2 separate regions of the Homo sapiens genome follow, and region 1 is linked to region 2. The links are chromatin loops, found by intact Hi-C in ENCODE. Cell type or tissue: ovary. All regions are shown on one strand. Links, peaks and the distances in the headings refer to the core of each region. The heading gives the core; the rest is flanking DNA.

Region 1 (8,018 bases), core at 1-5,000, 390 kb after region 2:
GGGTCAGGATTACTGGCTGCTCTTGGGAGTGTATGGTTGAACCACATTTTGGAGATAACGGAGAAACCATTTTCCTCACATACCATGTGAGAGACAGCTGAACAGTGTTTCCCTGTTCCACAGACCATTTAGGGGCCAGTTGAGAAGGTATTCCAGTATATCTGTAAATGGCACAGTCTCAGTTCTTCAGTCTTGGATACATGAGATCTTAATGAACCTTTGAAAGACTCAAGTCTCCTTATTTTGAAGACTGTGACACTGAGGTCCAGAGAGGGCAAGGACTGACTCAAGGTCACTATTTATGTGGGGCCAGAGCCTAGAGCTCAGATCCCCAGTCTCTGCCCCCCGTTTCTTCCTGTGCCTTGAGTCTCGCTGGCGTGGGTTTCCCACCAGACACACAAAAGCCTGGATTCTTTTCTTTGTCTGAGACTGAGTCTAGACCCATCTGCGTGGAATCTCGAAACACATTACAGGAGCGGCTTAGCCTCGGGCTTAGACTCCTTTTCCGGGTCGTTGGCGCCGCCTTGTGGAGTTGTGGCAAATTCTCAACAGCTGCAGCTGCAGTCCCAGACTTGGACTAGAAATGATCCCCCAGGCCAAGTTTACACGAGCTGGACGAGAGTGGGCGTGGGTGGGATGGGGAGCCTCTGCTCACTCTGCACAAGCCTCATATTTTGCCTCCCCCACCCCCGATTTCCGTTTCCCTCCTCCTTCTCGCTCCCTTTCCTCTTTCTGTGCCGGTCCCATACAGATACATTTAACGACAGAATTGCTCCCAAAACAGCGGGCAAAGACAGAGTCTGAGTCTAGGGGCGGAGGGCAGAACAAATTCAGACTTTATTGTCAGGGAGAGGAAAAAGGGGAGGACCGTGGGTGGGGGGCCTGGGTTGCTACATTGTCAAGCAGAAAGAGTTGATGGGAAGGGGAAGACCAGTGTAGGCCAGACCCCTCCCGGGTCGGCGGCTGAAGGGTTGACGATACGGAAACCACGGAGTCGGGGGTGGGGGAGAGGTGTCACACCCCCGCCCGAGTTGTGCAGTGGAGGTGACTGGTGGGAGGGGACAGCCATGAGGTCTAGGAACTTGGATCGGGGAGGCTACAGACTCGGCGAATCCTGCGAAGGGGAAGGGCGGGGGCGAGGCTTCTATTGCTTTTTGCTCACAGTTTTGCGGAAGGCGAGGCGGGGGTGGGCTTGGACTGGACACCCCTTGCCCCCCTCGGTACCCCTTGGGCGATGGGTGCTGGTGAAAAGAATGGAACCCGGACTAGGGAGGAAGAAGGCGAGGGAAAGGTCTATGGTGGCATCTCCTTGGTCCCACCCAAGTGCCGGAGATGCCCCCAAGTGCTGCCCCCTGCAATGGGCCCGGCTAGACCTGGGGCTAGGGCATGGTGCGGGGCGGGCACAGTGAGGTTGCAGGCGGTAAAACCAAAGTGCTTATGAGGGACCCAGGATCCCGCCTGCTCCCCTCCCCCTACGGAGGACGGGGGTGTTCACGGAAGCGCTTCAGTTTGGGGTAGGGAGCCGGAGTCCCAGAGTCCGCTTATTGCCAAGAAAATCCATTTCTGTCCCCCCCGGACCCCGACCATGGCTTGTGAACCCCGTTTTGTGCTAGGTTTGGGGGGAAGGGCTGGATGGACATGGCTTTTGGGAGGGGGGGTGTCTCCAAGGGGGCTCGGGGGTGAGACGGCCCCCCCTTTTCTAGGGGAGAGGGAAAGGCAGGGGGCGGGGTTCCCTGAGATCTGGGGTGTTCCCCCCCTTCTGAAGCCCCCCTCCCCCGCTACCCCTCCCCTTTCCTGGAACCCCGTATCTCGGGGTGGGGGGGGGGAAGGAGAGATCATTTAGGGAGTGCCGGGAGGAGGGGCGGGCTGGGAGCCCGGACGCCTGGGTCCCGGCTGGAGGTGGGGAGTTGAATGGGAGGGGTTCAGGGTTGAGGTCAGTACGGGGAGAAGAGGATGGGTCCGTGCGCAGTTCGGATGGGTCCGGGGGCCGGGTGAAGCAGAGGGTGAGTGATCGGCGGTCCCTGGAGAAGAGGTGCGGCTGGAGCCGGGCGCAGGGACAGCGGCGAGCCTGCTGCCGCTGCCATCACTGCAGCCACCGCCAGGGGGCTGGGGAGCAGGCCGCCCGCCAGGGACTTGGGCAGCTCCTTGGAGAAAGTCAGCGTGCCCTGAAGCGGGCGAAAGGCGGAGGAAGAGAAGTCACCCGGCGGTCCTGCAAACCCCACCTCTCCCTGGGCAAAGCCCGCGTCCCTCTCTCCTCCCCGCCCGCGCCCTCCCACTGCTGAATTCCCAGCATCCAGGCCTCACCGCCAGCTCCCCGGCGCCCCTAGACTTCTTGTGACGGCTCAGTAGTGGGTTGGGCTTCCCGGCCACGCCGTCTCGGTGCCGCCGGCTGGAGATGTGCTGCGGGGGCCAGTGGATAGGGGGCTGTGAGCTCCCGGAAAGGGGCAACAGCGAGGGAGTATAATCAAGCTCCAAGCACCGGCCCCCTCCCATCTGGCCCCCTGGGGAAAACTCTGAAGAAGGGCCTTTACTCAAGCTCCTTGCTCCCCTTCCCCACTTAGCGGGTGGAGCGTCCCAGAATTCCTGGGAAGGGCCTTAGACCCACCTGTTTCAGTTGGACCTCCGAGTTGACCTTGACATTGCAGATCTCACAGTGGAAAGTTCGGTCCTGGGCAGGAGCCTCTGGTTCCCCCGGGGTGGGAGGCCCCAGCCGAGGGTAAGCTTTGATGGGCCCGAGCCCACTTCGGGCCTCCAGAATTGTCTTGTGCTTAGTACCTGGAGCCCAGAGAGGGCAGGAGGTAAGGGGTGGAAGAAAAATTATCCAGGCCTACTGGGCCTCAGAATGCACATTCCCAGGTACAATATGAGGGGGAAGAGGGTGGGCACAGTGTGGGTTCTTTCTAACTAAGCTCCTTGGGACCCTCCCAAAGAGGTGGATCAGGAGAGAGTCATAGGTAAAGGAGTAAGATGGAGGGAGGAGCTGAGGAAGTAAAGGGCTAAGGAACAGGGGAGATGGCTGGAGAAGGAGACAGGCAGATAGGCTGATAGGTCTTAGATGGTCTAGGGATGTTGGAAGCCAGGGGCATTAGGATGTAGAGGCAGGGGTGGCCTGAGGACAGGAGAGTCTGGGTGGGGGCAGGGGAGTCCATACCTTTGTTATGTGCCTCAAGCTGGGACAGGGAGTTCACAGCCACCTTGCACAGAGCACAGTAGAGCAGCCGCTTGGCTTTCTCCTCCTCTTCCTTGCTACCCCCAGGCAAGGAAGCCGGGGCTGGAGTCCCCCCTTCACCCTTGGTTACACCCTGACCAGTCTCCGGAATGCTGGGAGGGGATGGGGAGCCAGGCTGTTTCTCTGGGGATCCTGGGGCTGGCCCCAGTCCATTCTCCATGGAAACTGTTGTTGGGGGAGAAACATGGGGATCACCCTAGATGGCTCTTGGAGAAGACTCTTCATGTGGAAGAGACCCCCCCCATTTCCTGGAGGGCAAGGGACCAGGAGTCCCCACCCTGTTACAACATGCATGCTCTCATGCCCTGGTCCAGAGCCAGATGTGGTCCAGCTGCCGCAGGCTGGGTGTGAAACTCCAATGCTTGGCTCATTCTCCATTAGCTGGGAATGGCCAAGGGGTCCAGCCTCACCAGCCTACCTTCAGGGTGAAGCTGGCAGCCAGCCCAGCCAGGGGGAGAGGCATGCAACAAGGATATACCCCTCAGTGGCCTGCCAGCCAGTCTGGGCTTCCTGCCAGGACAGCCCCTTCCTGGAGTCTTGCCCAGCCCCCAGGAAGTACACGAAAGAGCCCTAGGAAGGGGCAGAGGCAGGGTGAGGAAAGGTCTGGAGAGATAAACACAGGCATGGCAAAAGGGAAATAGAAACATCAGAACCGGAGAGGGAAGAAACAGGGATGTAGGCTGCTCTATAATTCATGGCTTGATTAAAGATGCACAGGCCCTAGGCCTCAGTGCTGGGTTCTGGCCTCTGTACAGGGGAAACTCTAGCGCTCCCATTCTTGCTCCAGCAGCTGATCCAGTTTCCGGGTCATGGCGAGGCTGGCAGTGGGGGTGGGGAGCTTGTGGGAGGGGAACTCCTCACCCCTCCAGGTACCCATTTGCTTGTTCATCCTATGTCCTTCCCCTTATTTCTCTTACTTTTTTCTGACATTCTTCACCTCCATCCCAATCCAGACAGCACATCCACATCTCAGTCTGGACAGGACTTCATGGTTTATAAAGCACGGCAGGTATAGTTATCCTGCCTATATCCTCAGAGATACTGTAGGAATTAAATGAGGTAATATGTGTAAAGTGCTATTCAAGAAATGTTAGCTATCACCATCATCATCATCATCCTCTTCCTCTCCATCTTACAGAGATGTTAACAAACTAAGATGATCAGGCTAAGAAGCAGCCAAAGTACAATTAGAACTCAGCTTCCCGTGGCCGGGGACGGTGGCTCATGCCTGTGATCCCAGCATTTTGGGAGGCTGAGGTGGGCAGATCACTTGAGGTCAGGAGTTTGAGACCAGCTTGGGCAACATGGTGAAACCCTTTCTATACTAAAAATACAAAAATTACCCGGGTGTGGTGGCAGGTGCCTGTAATCCCAGCTACTCAGGAGGCTGAGGCAGGAGAATCGCTTGAACCTGGGAGGTGGAGGTTGCAGTGAGCTGAGATTGTGCCACTGCACTCTAGCCTGGGCGACAGAGTGAGACTCTGTCTCAAAAAACAAACAAACAAAAAACAGAACTCAGTTCCCCCACCTGCCCGCCTGCCCACTCACTCTGACTGTGCATCCCTGAGGGGGTTCTGTGTGTGTGTGTGTGTGTGTGTGTGTGTGTGTGTGTGTGTGTATTGAGAATGGGGTCCTGGTTTCCAAGCTGGTAGTACAGATGTTTGTTTCTCATTCTTCTTAGGGTGGGGCAGGAAGGACAGGCAAGTATAAGGATGGAGATGTTAGGTCTCTCTGGAATTGGCCATGATTGACATCCGATGTGGTAATCCCAGGATGGGGGTGGCTCATCATATCTTCCTGTCTCAATATTCCTGCTTTCCAATTTCTTGGCTGCAAGTATGACTGAGGATGGTCACCAGCCATGAGGGAAAAGGAATCTTGTAAACTTGGAAAAGACCTCAAAGATCTTAGTCTCACTCCTCTATTTCCCAGAAAAAAAAAAAAAAAACTCTGACTAGGGAGGTCAAAAGGTCTACTACTACCCAAGATCATCCAGGGAGTTTCCTGGGTTTCTTGCACTCTCTGTCTTCCCCGAGGGGAGCCCCAGTAGGGCAGGAACTCAGATATTCTGATTCCCTTCCCTGCCCCTCTCCCTAAGATGAAAAGGCATCTCTCTGGATTTGGTGGTTCTCTTTTTCTTGGGGATGTTTGCCAGGTGGCCTCACCCTAGCCCCTCTCTGAGTCACTGGGCTGTGGGGAGGACAGACAGTGGGGACTCTGTTGAGAGGAGCTGTGGTGGGGGTAAGGGTGACAGGATGGAAATTTTACATCACTGTGCCTGGCTCCAGGACTCACCTTGGGTGGGGGTGGGGGTATAGGGACTGAGGAAGAGAGAGATGGAAGCAGAGGACAGTTCTGGAAAAGGGGGAGAGAATAGAGAAGACAGAGATCAGTTGAAGAATATGCGGGGATTCAGACACACCTGGACGGGGTGCTACACCATCCCCATTTGTTGGGGTGCTGCCTGGGGGAGCTGGGTCTCCAGGTTCTCGGACGCCAGGCTCCCTGCCTCTGGTCTTGGCAGCCTCAATGCCTTTGACTCGTCGGGCGTGGCGATTACCTTTGTAGTGCGCCTCAGCCTGGCTCTTTAGGGATGGAGGAAGAAAATGGAATCTGAGATCACCTTTCATCTGACCGATCTCCCCACAGAGCTCCCTCAAGTCCTGGGGTGATCTCAGCAGGCTGCAGTGAATTTTTCTGTACACCAGTGAGATGTAAAGCCCCATACCAATAAGTCCTGGTTATTCCTGGGGCTCAGACTAGCTTCTCAAGCTTGAGTCCCTGGGAACCTAGGTCCCCACCTAGTTCAGACTCCACCCTACCACCACACCCAGGGCCTGGCTGCTGACTCAGACCCCCACCTAGTCCTGGTAGAGACAGGGGGACCACAAACCTATGGAAGAGTTCTAAATGGGGAGAGGCCTAGCAATCCAGTCAGTCAGCATCCTCTTAGACCCCAAGGCTATGTGCCCAAGTCCTCTGCCCCTAGGATCCAGCCTTTGCTGCTTTCACCCTGAGGCTGGAAGTCCCAGGATCCCTGATGCCTGGGCTCTGTCCTGACTACTTCCCCTTGGGTCTCATTTTCCCTGAAGCCTCTGTGGACACCCTGGAGGACCCTGGCCCCGAGCCCAGCTCTGGGGACAGAAAACAGCAGTGGAGACAGCTGTCAAAACAGAACCATTTGATGGGGGAGGGGAGGGTAGGGCAAAAAGTGGGAAGGGCTATCTGCTGTTGGCTCCCTGCCCCTCTAGTCTTCCACCATCCACCAGTGAGTGGAGCCAGGGTTGATAGACAGGATGCCTGGGGTCCAAGCTAAAGCAGAGGCCTGATGCTGGGTTAGTCCTGTCTTCCCTTCCCCACCCTGCTCCACTCCCATGTATACCCCTGCTAAGAATGTACCATCCTGGAGGCACAGGGTCACCCAGACAAGGGCAGAAATAAAAGGTGTGGATAGGCAGGAAAAGAAGATTGACAGCCCAGGGGTAAAGTAGCAGTGTGCAGAGCCCAGTAGTATGGAGTGTGTGTGTGTGTGTGTGTCTCTGTACTGGGTAGAGAAACAGAACATGCTTTTATTTTCCCCTACTCAGCAGAACGAGGCTCTGCTGTTTTTCTCCAAAAGCTCTCAGGGCCTGCACCCCACAAAGTCCCCTCTAGAGCCACACACACTCCACAGAGTCCCAGTGGAGCCTCAGAGGGAGGAAATCTGGGAGGCTGAACATCTGGGTTTTGGGTTTGGGGTAGCTTCTCCCCAGGGGAAAGCCCCATGGGATAAGAGTAGGGGCCAGGCCTTGTGTGTGATTTGGAGGGAGGAGAGTAGAAATGGGGTGGAGAGAGAAGGAAGCCAGAAAGTTAGAGCGAAGTGGGTGGGCCAAGGAGGAGTTTAGCAGAGGCCAAAGAGGACAGAGGCTCTGTGGGGGAGCCAATGACCTAACTCTGCCCCATACCCAAGAACCAGTGGGCCAGAGGCCACACTCCTGCTCAGACACTGATGGCCACCTATGTTCCAAGAAGCTCTGAACCACGGATGCCCAAGTCTCAAGGGAGGGAGAGGTCAACTTTAGAGGACTGATCTACTTCATGTCAAAATACACAGCAACTTCTTGTGTCTCTCCAGTGCCTTCCACAAGACCCTGCCCCTCCTGCGGTATCCCCATTCCCTGCTCTTTGCCTAATATCCCCTTAATCCCTGCCCCTCAACCAGAGTAAGTGTTCTCACCCAGCCTCTGCCCTCCCTCAAGTTCCCCTGCTGCCCCTGCCCCACCCACTGGGTAGATGAGCAGCTTGGCTTCTTACCTGAGAATTGAAGCGGATTTGACAGATATTACAGGAAATGACGGGCCGCTTGGTCTTGAGCAAGGGTCCCCCAAAAGTGTGGGAGAGCACAGCCTTCTGCACAGGGTCCATCTGTGGAGGCAGGCTGGGGTGAGCCGGGAACCCTAGCGCAACTCATGTCCAGCATTCCCCCAACACAGATATCTGTGTTGAACCAAGGTCCCCAGACCCCTTCTATCCCTTAATATGCCTGAGGGATCTGAGCCTCAGTCTTCTGATTCTCTCTTAGCCCAATCTTCATAGCACTGAAAGGGACCTGATCGATAACTGGCCCAATGCTCCCATTTTACAGGACATAGAAGTGGTTTGCCCAACGTCACACCATGAGTTAATAGCAGATCTGGTATCTGAACCTGGATTCCTGCCTTGGTCCATCATACCATGAACATACAACTGTGTCACCTTGACTTATCTCCTACAGTGAAGCCAATCCACCAGAGGCCTCTGACATGAAGTC
Region 2 (8,223 bases), core at 1,922-6,921:
ACTTTGGGTAAAAGTGAATATCTGTGGCTGTGTACACATATTTAAGTGCAAGTTAGACACGTGTATAGATGCTGAACTCCGTAGCATCTGTGTGCAAGTGTGTGCAATGTCAAGACGTGAGAGATTCTGCTGGCCGAGCTGCCTGGGGGGCTGTGAGGTCCACAGTAGACCAGAGGCCCTGCTAAGTGTCCTCAGCCTCCTACCTCCCTCTAGTACCTGTTTGAAAATCTTTTTCTTTTCTGGGTCTCTGGGCATTCCGAATTTTGCCTGGAATTTCCCTGCTCCCAATTCAGCTGGGGCAGAGCCTGGTGCTAGTGAAGAAGAAAAGCGAATCTTTTCTTCAAGTTTTGGGAAGGGAAGGATTTATCTCGGCCTCCAAAGCAAGAGGAAAAAACCTGCAATCTCTGGTGTGATTCTGTTTCCTCTTTGCTTAAAAAGATTTCAATACACACACTTTATTTTTATTTTATTATTTAACCCAAAAGGGAAAGACATTCTTCCTTTTTCACTTCATCTTCAGAATTTCCCAGTTGACTTTCTTAACCTGTTGGGGAAACTCCAATTTTTTGCTGGAGAAACCAGGGTGCTTCTGGGGTGTGTTGAGGGCTACAGCCAAGAAAGCAACAAAGGTCCTTTTTTGTTCATTGAGCATATTTTCCTTCTTCTGCTTTCACGTGGGGACCCCTAGCGCCCCAGCCCTTGGGCTGCCCTGTGGAACCCGCTGGATCCTCCCAGAGTATTCACAGAGCTCCTGAACCCTCCTCCTCTGCATTGCTCACAGCCCCACAGACAGAAGGAGGCCCAGCCCCGTCCTTGTTGCCTTTCCAGGATCTGGGTACCCGGGAAGGGAGAAAGGGGCCAGGGCATTGGCCCTGGGTGGGATTTGTCAGGTCGTATGCACAGCTTGAGCCCCACTGTGGCTTGCAGCCCCTGGATTTTCATGTTCCCAAGTTGAGGTAAGAGGGGGGAGCCCCAGACGTAGGCATAGGCATAGGTGTCTCAGCGCCCTCGGAAAGTTGGGGAAATGGATTAATAAAAGTCCATATGTGGGTGATTCTAGCAACACAGGCCTCCCCTGGATCCTAATCCAGTTGCCAAGGGCACAGGCTGAAGGATCTTGGCCCTGTGGGGCAGGGCGGTGGGTGCCTGGCAGTGGCGGCAGGCGGGGTCGCTGTGGCGGCCCGCATGCCTTTGAACGCCAGGCCCGGACAATAGGACCGAAACAGCCTTTGCTCGTGGCCTCGGGAAAGACCGAGCCCAAGGGGGCAGGGCTGGGACCCAGGCCCGCACAAATGCTCCCTTCGCCAGGATAAAACACTCACTTTTTCCTTCCTTTTACCTCCACTGAAGCAGAATCTCAAAGTCTGTGAAAACCCAACAAGTTATTCAGGTCTGCGTCCGAGCGGGCTCTAGTTTAGCAGCACCGGGTTTTCGTTTATCTTGCGTAATTAGAGGCAAACATTTGTCCCACCGGGGGTCCCACTTAGGCTGATGAATTTGATTTCTTTTTTCATTAATCGGCCGTGTTTATCATACTTCTAATTATTTCAACTTTAAACACTATTCTGTCTTGTGAGGAGGTGGGAGTCGAGGCGGGAGGCTCCTCCCTGGAGTATTATTTTCATTAATGATGGCGATAATTCCGAAGCGACTCTGTCCTCTCCCTTGGCTAAGGTGAGAGGTGGGCTTGGAAAGAGGTTGGGTGGTGGGACCCCTGAGGCCGATGGGTCTGCTCCCTGTCTGCTGGTTCCCCAGGCTACGCCTTGGGGCTTGTCTGAAGTTTATCTCCTTCACCCTTTCCTGCCGACTCCTTCACCCCCTCCCAGGCTGGGCTCAAACCCTTTGCGGCTCTTCCCTGGAAACCTTTCTCTGATCCCAGCCTGTCCTGGCTGGCCTGGGCAGAGGCTCGGGTAGCACTGTCCTGGCCCCCAGCTACTAACACCCAGAGAAAAAAAAAAAGAAAAGGCTGAGGTGGCCAAGGGCCACTTGGCCGTGGGGAAAAGGACCCACCAGACTCCAAAGTGGGGGGTAAGGGTAGGGAACTGGGACGCTAAATTCCTGGGAAAAGCACACCAGGCAGGAAAATAAAGGAGACGTGAAAGAGGGGGGAGGGAACCCCCAAAGCCATATAATTCTCAATTGCTTTGGTATTTAATTTCATCGTCCCATAAATGAGGAAATATCAGTTCCCATACTAAATTTTTATCCCTGGCTGATAAATATGACGGGAAATTTTCGTTGGGTCCTCGTAAAAGGGAACGGTTTCGATCAAACTGGTGGGGAAAGACTAATGCAGATAATACAAACAGAGTGGCCATAAAGTCTCGCCCGTTTCCCGCGGGATGGGCGGTGGGACAAATGGCTCCCTGGATTGACTGCTGCCCGGACTGTCCCAAGTCTGGGGCCTAAACAGCCTAACCTTGCCCTGGATAACCCCCATGCTGAGGCCACGGTGACCCTGCATATGAAAACACAAAACCATTTCAAATCTCCCCTGGCCGGTCCTGCAAGCAAATCATACACTCCACATTTCCTTCCAGTTTTCCGGAGGTTCAGGAACCCCTGCGTCTTCTCTCTCCACCCCTGGATGGGGAAATTCGGCGGATTTCTTTCTGCGGTCTTCTAGCCGCAGCGGGCTTGGGCCTCCTTAGAAACGGTCTAGCCTCCTCACTCCTCCACTCCAGGGCGCTGGGCTCCAGTCCTTTCCCCGCCAAACTCCAGCCCTTCGGAAAGTCTGAACCCTAGGCTCTGTCCAAGGAAAAATGTGGGGCGACAGGAAAGACAAGTTGTTCTCCAGATTCCGTTTCCTGAGGAAGGGGTGGAGAGTTTAGTTCGCTTTGGAAGAAGGCGATGGAGAAACGGAAATAACTGTTTGAAACATACGGTTCCCCTTATTTCTTCCTTTTATTTAAAAACAACCACAAAAATAGACTGGTCTGTCTTCTTTCAAACATGCTCCCAGCCCGTGCGCTCTGTAAAGGACGCTTCTCTGGGTCGGGTTTTGTTGCGTCTTGTGTGCTGGTTTCCCGTGTGATACGTGACTCCTCCAAACTGACCGAGGCTCCGCAGGTTCCCTCTTTCTTTCCCGGAATATTCCCTGTTTTAGCGGGGGCAAGGTCAAGCGGAAAGCGAGGACCGCCAGGGCCTGAAGTAAAGCAGCAGAACCGGCTCCAAGGCCAAAGCCTTGTGGGCCCCTGAGATGGTGACCCAGGAGCCGCCCACCCTGCCAGGCCCAGGCCACAGCTCTCGGGTCGGGGATCGGGTGCCTCTGGTCTCTGGCTTCCTCTTTCCCCTACCCCGCGTCCATTCGGAACCTCCTTTTCCGAGCAGCCATGAAGTGACCGTGACCCCCTCCCTGGCCCACCCTAGAGGCTGGAGATTCCCAGTCAACCCCCACAGGAAACTTGCAACTCCAGCGCCGCGGCCCCCAAGCTTCCAGCCCCGAGGGCCAAGCCCGGGGAAAAGAGGAGGCGGGAGAGCAGAAACTTTAGTCCTGTTTGGTATTCCTTAACTTTTTTTCCCCTTTCTCTGCTCATCAGATCCCCCCAAACCCCCCCCCCCACAAACCTCACCCCACTCCCATCCCCAAGGTAAGAAGTGGGAGTCGGGTCCGGGGATATGGAAAGGGGAGATGAAGAGTGGGGAGAAGTACCTGATTCGTGTCTCGACCTTTTAATTTGAATTTGACTGTTTTGAGCCCCGGGTTGCCTCGCTCTCTCCCTCTCTCCCGCATTTCCCCCCTCTCCGCCCCCTTCTCCCCAGGAGTTACAGGCTGGTTACTGGATAAACAAACCCCACTCTTCCTAGAACCCCCACCCCCACCCCCACCCCCCTCCACCCCTCTACCTCCCCTGCCGCCCGGGGGGCGCTTCCTTTGTTCGCGGGGAAGGGCTCCGGTGCCCCTACCCCGAGGCAGCTGCTAGATGGCGCTGTTACTCCACTCTGCGCGCTCCGCCTGCCGACAACTTGACCCCGCTGACGTCACGGCCGTCTGAATCATCAAGGCCATTTTCAAATCCCATTGGTCTAGCCGTCACATGGTGAGAACCGAATGCGCGGATAATTACGGAGCTGATATTTCCCCCCCTCCCCTTCTTTTTCCTCCCTCCCCTCCAACCGCGCCCCCCCTCCCGGATGGGGAAAAAAAAAGATGTCAGCTCCTCCGCTGTAGTATTGCTCCTTAAAAACCCCTCTCTCTGAAAATGACATGCCCTCGCAATGTAACTCCGAACTCGTACGCGGAGCCCTTGGCTGCGCCCGGCGGAGGAGAGCGCTATAGCCGGAGCGCAGGCATGTATATGCAGTCTGGGAGTGACTTCAATTGCGGGGTGATGAGGGGCTGCGGGCTCGCGCCCTCGCTCTCCAAGAGGGACGAGGGCAGCAGCCCCAGCCTCGCCCTCAACACCTATCCGTCCTACCTCTCGCAGCTGGACTCCTGGGGCGACCCCAAAGCCGCCTATCGCCTGGAACAACCTGTTGGCAGGCCGCTGTCCTCCTGCTCCTACCCACCTAGTGTCAAGGAGGAGAATGTCTGCTGCATGTACAGCGCAGAGAAGCGGGCGAAAAGTGGCCCCGAGGCAGCTCTCTACTCCCACCCCTTGCCGGAGTCCTGCCTTGGGGAGCACGAGGTACCCGTGCCCAGCTACTACCGCGCCAGCCCGAGCTACTCCGCGCTGGACAAGACGCCCCACTGTTCTGGGGCCAACGACTTCGAAGCCCCTTTCGAGCAGCGGGCCAGTCTCAACCCGCGCGCCGAACATCTGGAATCGCCTCAGCTGGGGGGCAAAGTGAGTTTCCCTGAGACCCCCAAGTCCGACAGCCAGACCCCCAGCCCCAATGAAATCAAGACGGAGCAGAGCCTGGCGGGCCCTAAAGGGAGCCCCTCGGAGAGCGAAAAGGAGAGGGCCAAAGCTGCCGACTCCAGCCCAGACACCTCGGATAACGAAGCGAAAGGTAAGGCCGCCTGGGCCGCGGGCGCCACTGGGACGTTCCGGCACTTGGTCTTCGCGGCCGGGGAGGGGGGCAGGGGAGAGGGTTGGGCCCAGGAGGCCCCAGACCATTTCGGGAATGCGACCCTGGCTTTCGACTAGCGTCCGCTGAGCTCCAGGCTGGTGGCGCGTCACTTAGCTGGGGAAGGTAAGCGGCGACGTGGAGGTGTCGGCCCTGCCCCGGCCATGGGTGCTAAGGCGGGGGCGGTGCGCACCGCGGGCCGCCTGCAGGCGCAGTGTGCTGCACCGGACGGGTGGCTGCTCCCAGGCGCGTGCTGGCTGTGGTTTGCTTTCTCAATGCTGGTGTCCTGGGGAGCTGACGTCCCCCAGCTCAGGTCAGGGGCTTGCAAAAAGCCTAAAATGGCGATCTTGGGCCAGGGACTAGGGAAGGCTGGGGAGATGGGGGGAGTTCTCTTTACTGCGTTTTCCCAGTTGAAAATTGTTTCCTGCGAAACGCGATTTGTTGTTTGTGGGTCTGATTTGTGCGTGCGGCTTGGGCTCCTGCGGCTTTTGGCTCGGCCGGGGGCCTTGGGCAGCGAGGCTGGAGCCGGAAGAGGTGGAGGTGAAGGGCTGCCCGCCACGTCCCTCCCTCCTCCAGATGCCTGGCTTGGATGGCGTTGGAACAGGGCATTTGGAATGTTGTAAGTTTTCTGTTTCCTCTTTTAATTTTTTCTTTTCCATTTTTTTCTAGTTAAATTATCTTTTTTCATTGGTTTCCAAAAGCAGCTTACAAATGAGTGGTTGGGAAATTTCTGTGTGCGTGGCAAGAGGTTTTCTCCTGAAAGGGAATGTGGCTTTGGTTGGATTTCACTGTAATTTTGGTTGAGAGAAAGCCCAGCCAGAGTTCAAGCTCAGGGTTCAAGATTCATTTCTGCTGTAGGAGCTGGGGGCCTTCGGGATCTTTCTCTGATACTTGGGGAAAGAATGTGGAGGAAACGGGAGCAGGGGAGGAAAAGCTGAGGGGAACGACTTTTCCTGAAAAGTTGTAGCAAGAGCCTCAGAAAAAGGCCCAACCAACGGGGAAGAATAAACCTGCTCCCCACAACACCGGCTACTGGTGACAGTATATAAGGGGCTCATTGGGTGTAGAGGAAGATGAAATACTGAGAGCGGAGCAGGCTGGGGGCGGCCTGGATCTCCTGGTGCTTTGTATATGGATGCGACGCACACGCATGCCTACGGGCGACCTGTGCCACACTCACGCACATCCATATTGCATGATCCTTGCACACTCACGCATGCCCGCTCACACATGCACAGGCACTCTTTTGGCGGGCAAGGGCAGAGCCTCATCCCCTTGGGTCTGCAAAGGTGGTCTTGGTAAATCATCCCCATAGAGACACTGACTGGAAGATGAGCGCTGGTGTGTTCATGAGGATAAGGGGGAGAGTGAGGCGCCTACAGCCTCAAAGCCTTTCGTTTGGCACGTGTGCAGTGTGAAGGTTTAATCTTATACCCTCTCTACAGACCCTGAGCTTGGTTAGGGAGCAGATTTGGGGCAGGAAAACCTGCATTCTAGCCCCCACCAAAAGCAAAGTCAAGGTTAACAAGTTCACCTCTTAACTCGACCTGCACCCATTCCCATAGGCTCTCCCTTTCCTCTAGCTGTCCCCACAGCAACCTAATCCCTCCCACCCCAAGGAATCCCTCTTACCCTGTACCCTCTCTGTGCCCTTCTTTCCTCTCCTCCTGTTTTGATGTCTCCACCAGGCCAGAGGCAAGAGAGCTTTTGATTAAACTTCCCCATTTATAATTTGTCTTGTCCCCCCACCCCACCAAACCTAACAACTCCAGTAAGAAAATAAACAGGACGTAGTTAGATGTGGAGAGCTTGTAAACAATCTGGCAAGAAGCTGCAGGTGCAGAGACAGGAGAGAAAATTCGGGACATTCAGATTTTTTTAGACTGCAACCTCAAGTTTGCCTTTTTTGTGTGTTTTCTGGTTCCTCTTAGGCCCCCGCCTCACCCCGCCCCCAACAAGATAAGATCCAGGAACCTGGCAGCCTCATTGGAATAGGGAGGAGAGAGAGCTCAGAGCCATCAGCAGAGTCCTTTGCTGGGTGTCCTCTCAGGTCTTTGGACTCTGTTTTTTGCCCTTAAAAAGATGGCCAGGTTCCCTTCTGCTACTTGAGAAGCAAGGCTGGTCCATTTCAGCAAGAATGTGTGTCAGGGATAGAGGCTGTCAATAAGCTCATGGGAAATACACAGTATTCTATAGTATCTCCTTACAAAAAAAGACTCATGTACATATCTATGTGTGTGTACTTATGTGTATAGGTGTGTGTATCTCTGCAGGTATACATGTGTACTTGCAGGCATACACATCTACGTATGCACAGACTGGGCAGGGGGTTTCTAGGAGGCTGCATTTCCTCAGGATATGTCTCTCCCTTGACCTTAGGTCCTTTGGCCAGGAAAGTTGTTTGAGGACCCCTTAGGTTGCCCCAGCTCTGTTGCCCCTGACCTCTGCTGCTCTTACAAGCTCCCCTCAGCTGCACATACCTGGGAGAAATGATTAAGAGAGGAAGAGATGGCAATGGGAGACCTAAGGGAGCAGAGTCACTCTGTGGCAGCTCAGGTTGGGGTAAGAGCTGGGGGCCCAGGACAGGGACCACTGCAGTGGCCTCTGGCCACAGATCCTGGAACAAAGTCCCTCCACTGAGTTGAAACAGGTCAAAGCTCTCTGGGAATTTCTCTGGTCTGTGGGTGGACTCTGCTCTGGTCTGGGGCCTGGAAAATGCTTTTCCATCTGGTTGGATTTTTCCAGAGCTGGAATGGAACAGAGAGAAGGGGGGATCTGGCAAGGTTTAGGGAATCTGCCAGGGTCAGCCAGCTGGGGGAAAGCCAGGGTACTCAGGATCTTTTAGATTAAGGTGGACTTGGGTAATTTAAATTTAATAAATGCTTGGAGGCAAGAACTTCCTCCCTTTATCTCCCTAAGTCTAAACCCCAAAGAAATTGTAAGAACCTTGAGCCTAAGAGGAGCCCACCGCCAGGCCCCTGGGGCAAGAGCAGCTCCCCTGTGCTCCCTCAGCCACCCCACAGCAGGCTGGCAAAGGCTGCAGCGCTGAGAGGGTTTTCGACTTCGAGGGATACTTATGTAAATAATGTTATTTTTAACAGAGGAGATAAAGGCAGAAAACACCACAGGAAATTGGCTGACAGCAAAGAGCGGAAGGAAGAAGAGGTGCCCCTATACTAAACACCAGACGCTGGAATTGGAGAAAGAATTTCT

What was found. Peaks named below come from ENCODE experiments on the same cell type or tissue, not always from the same donor. Only the 100,000 strongest peaks of a DNase experiment are listed, where the experiment ranks them.
Region 1: a loop joins it to region 2, with 2.7 times the contacts of the local background. A loop is called at or near these places in 12 of 110 quality-filtered maps.

Annotation. Positions count from the first base shown.
Region 1 is chr12:54,368,322-54,376,339 of GRCh38, forward strand. It overlaps ZNF385A (zinc finger protein 385A), which reads right to left. Exons shown (of 7, transcript NM_015481.3): 2 at 7,523-7,633; 3 at 5,652-5,814; 4 at 3,152-3,394; 5 at 2,606-2,775; 6 at 2,305-2,400; 7 at 815-2,165. The coding sequence ends at 1,935. The region is part of intron 1 of GPR84-AS1 (GPR84, ZNF385A, ITGA5 and GTSF1 antisense RNA 1); the gene reads left to right. Among named protein-coding and RNA genes, the nearest start is that of GPR84, 7.8 kb to the left of the region's middle. In ovary, for the core only: CTCF peaks have their summits at 533 (motif pointing left) and 2,110 (motif pointing right); DNase peaks (open chromatin) are centred at 520, 1,131, 2,190, 4,000 and 2 weaker places; H3K4me3 peaks cover 1,929 bases; H3K27ac peaks cover 1,927 bases.
Region 2 is chr12:53,981,058-53,989,280 of GRCh38, forward strand. It overlaps HOXC10 (homeobox C10), which reads left to right and starts at 4,089. Exons shown (of 2, transcript NM_017409.4): 1 at 4,089-4,953; 2 at 8,112-8,223. The coding sequence starts at 4,203. It overlaps HOXC-AS3 (HOXC cluster antisense RNA 3), which reads right to left and starts at 4,462. Exons shown (of 3, transcript NR_047506.1): 1 at 4,419-4,462; 2 at 3,907-4,026; 3 at 2,894-3,097. RefSeq lists an enhancer at 4,873-5,753 and a silencer at 5,238-5,287. In ovary, for the core only: a CTCF peak has its summit at 3,958; a DNase peak (open chromatin) is centred at 3,964; H3K4me3 peaks cover 712 bases; H3K27me3 peaks cover 171 bases.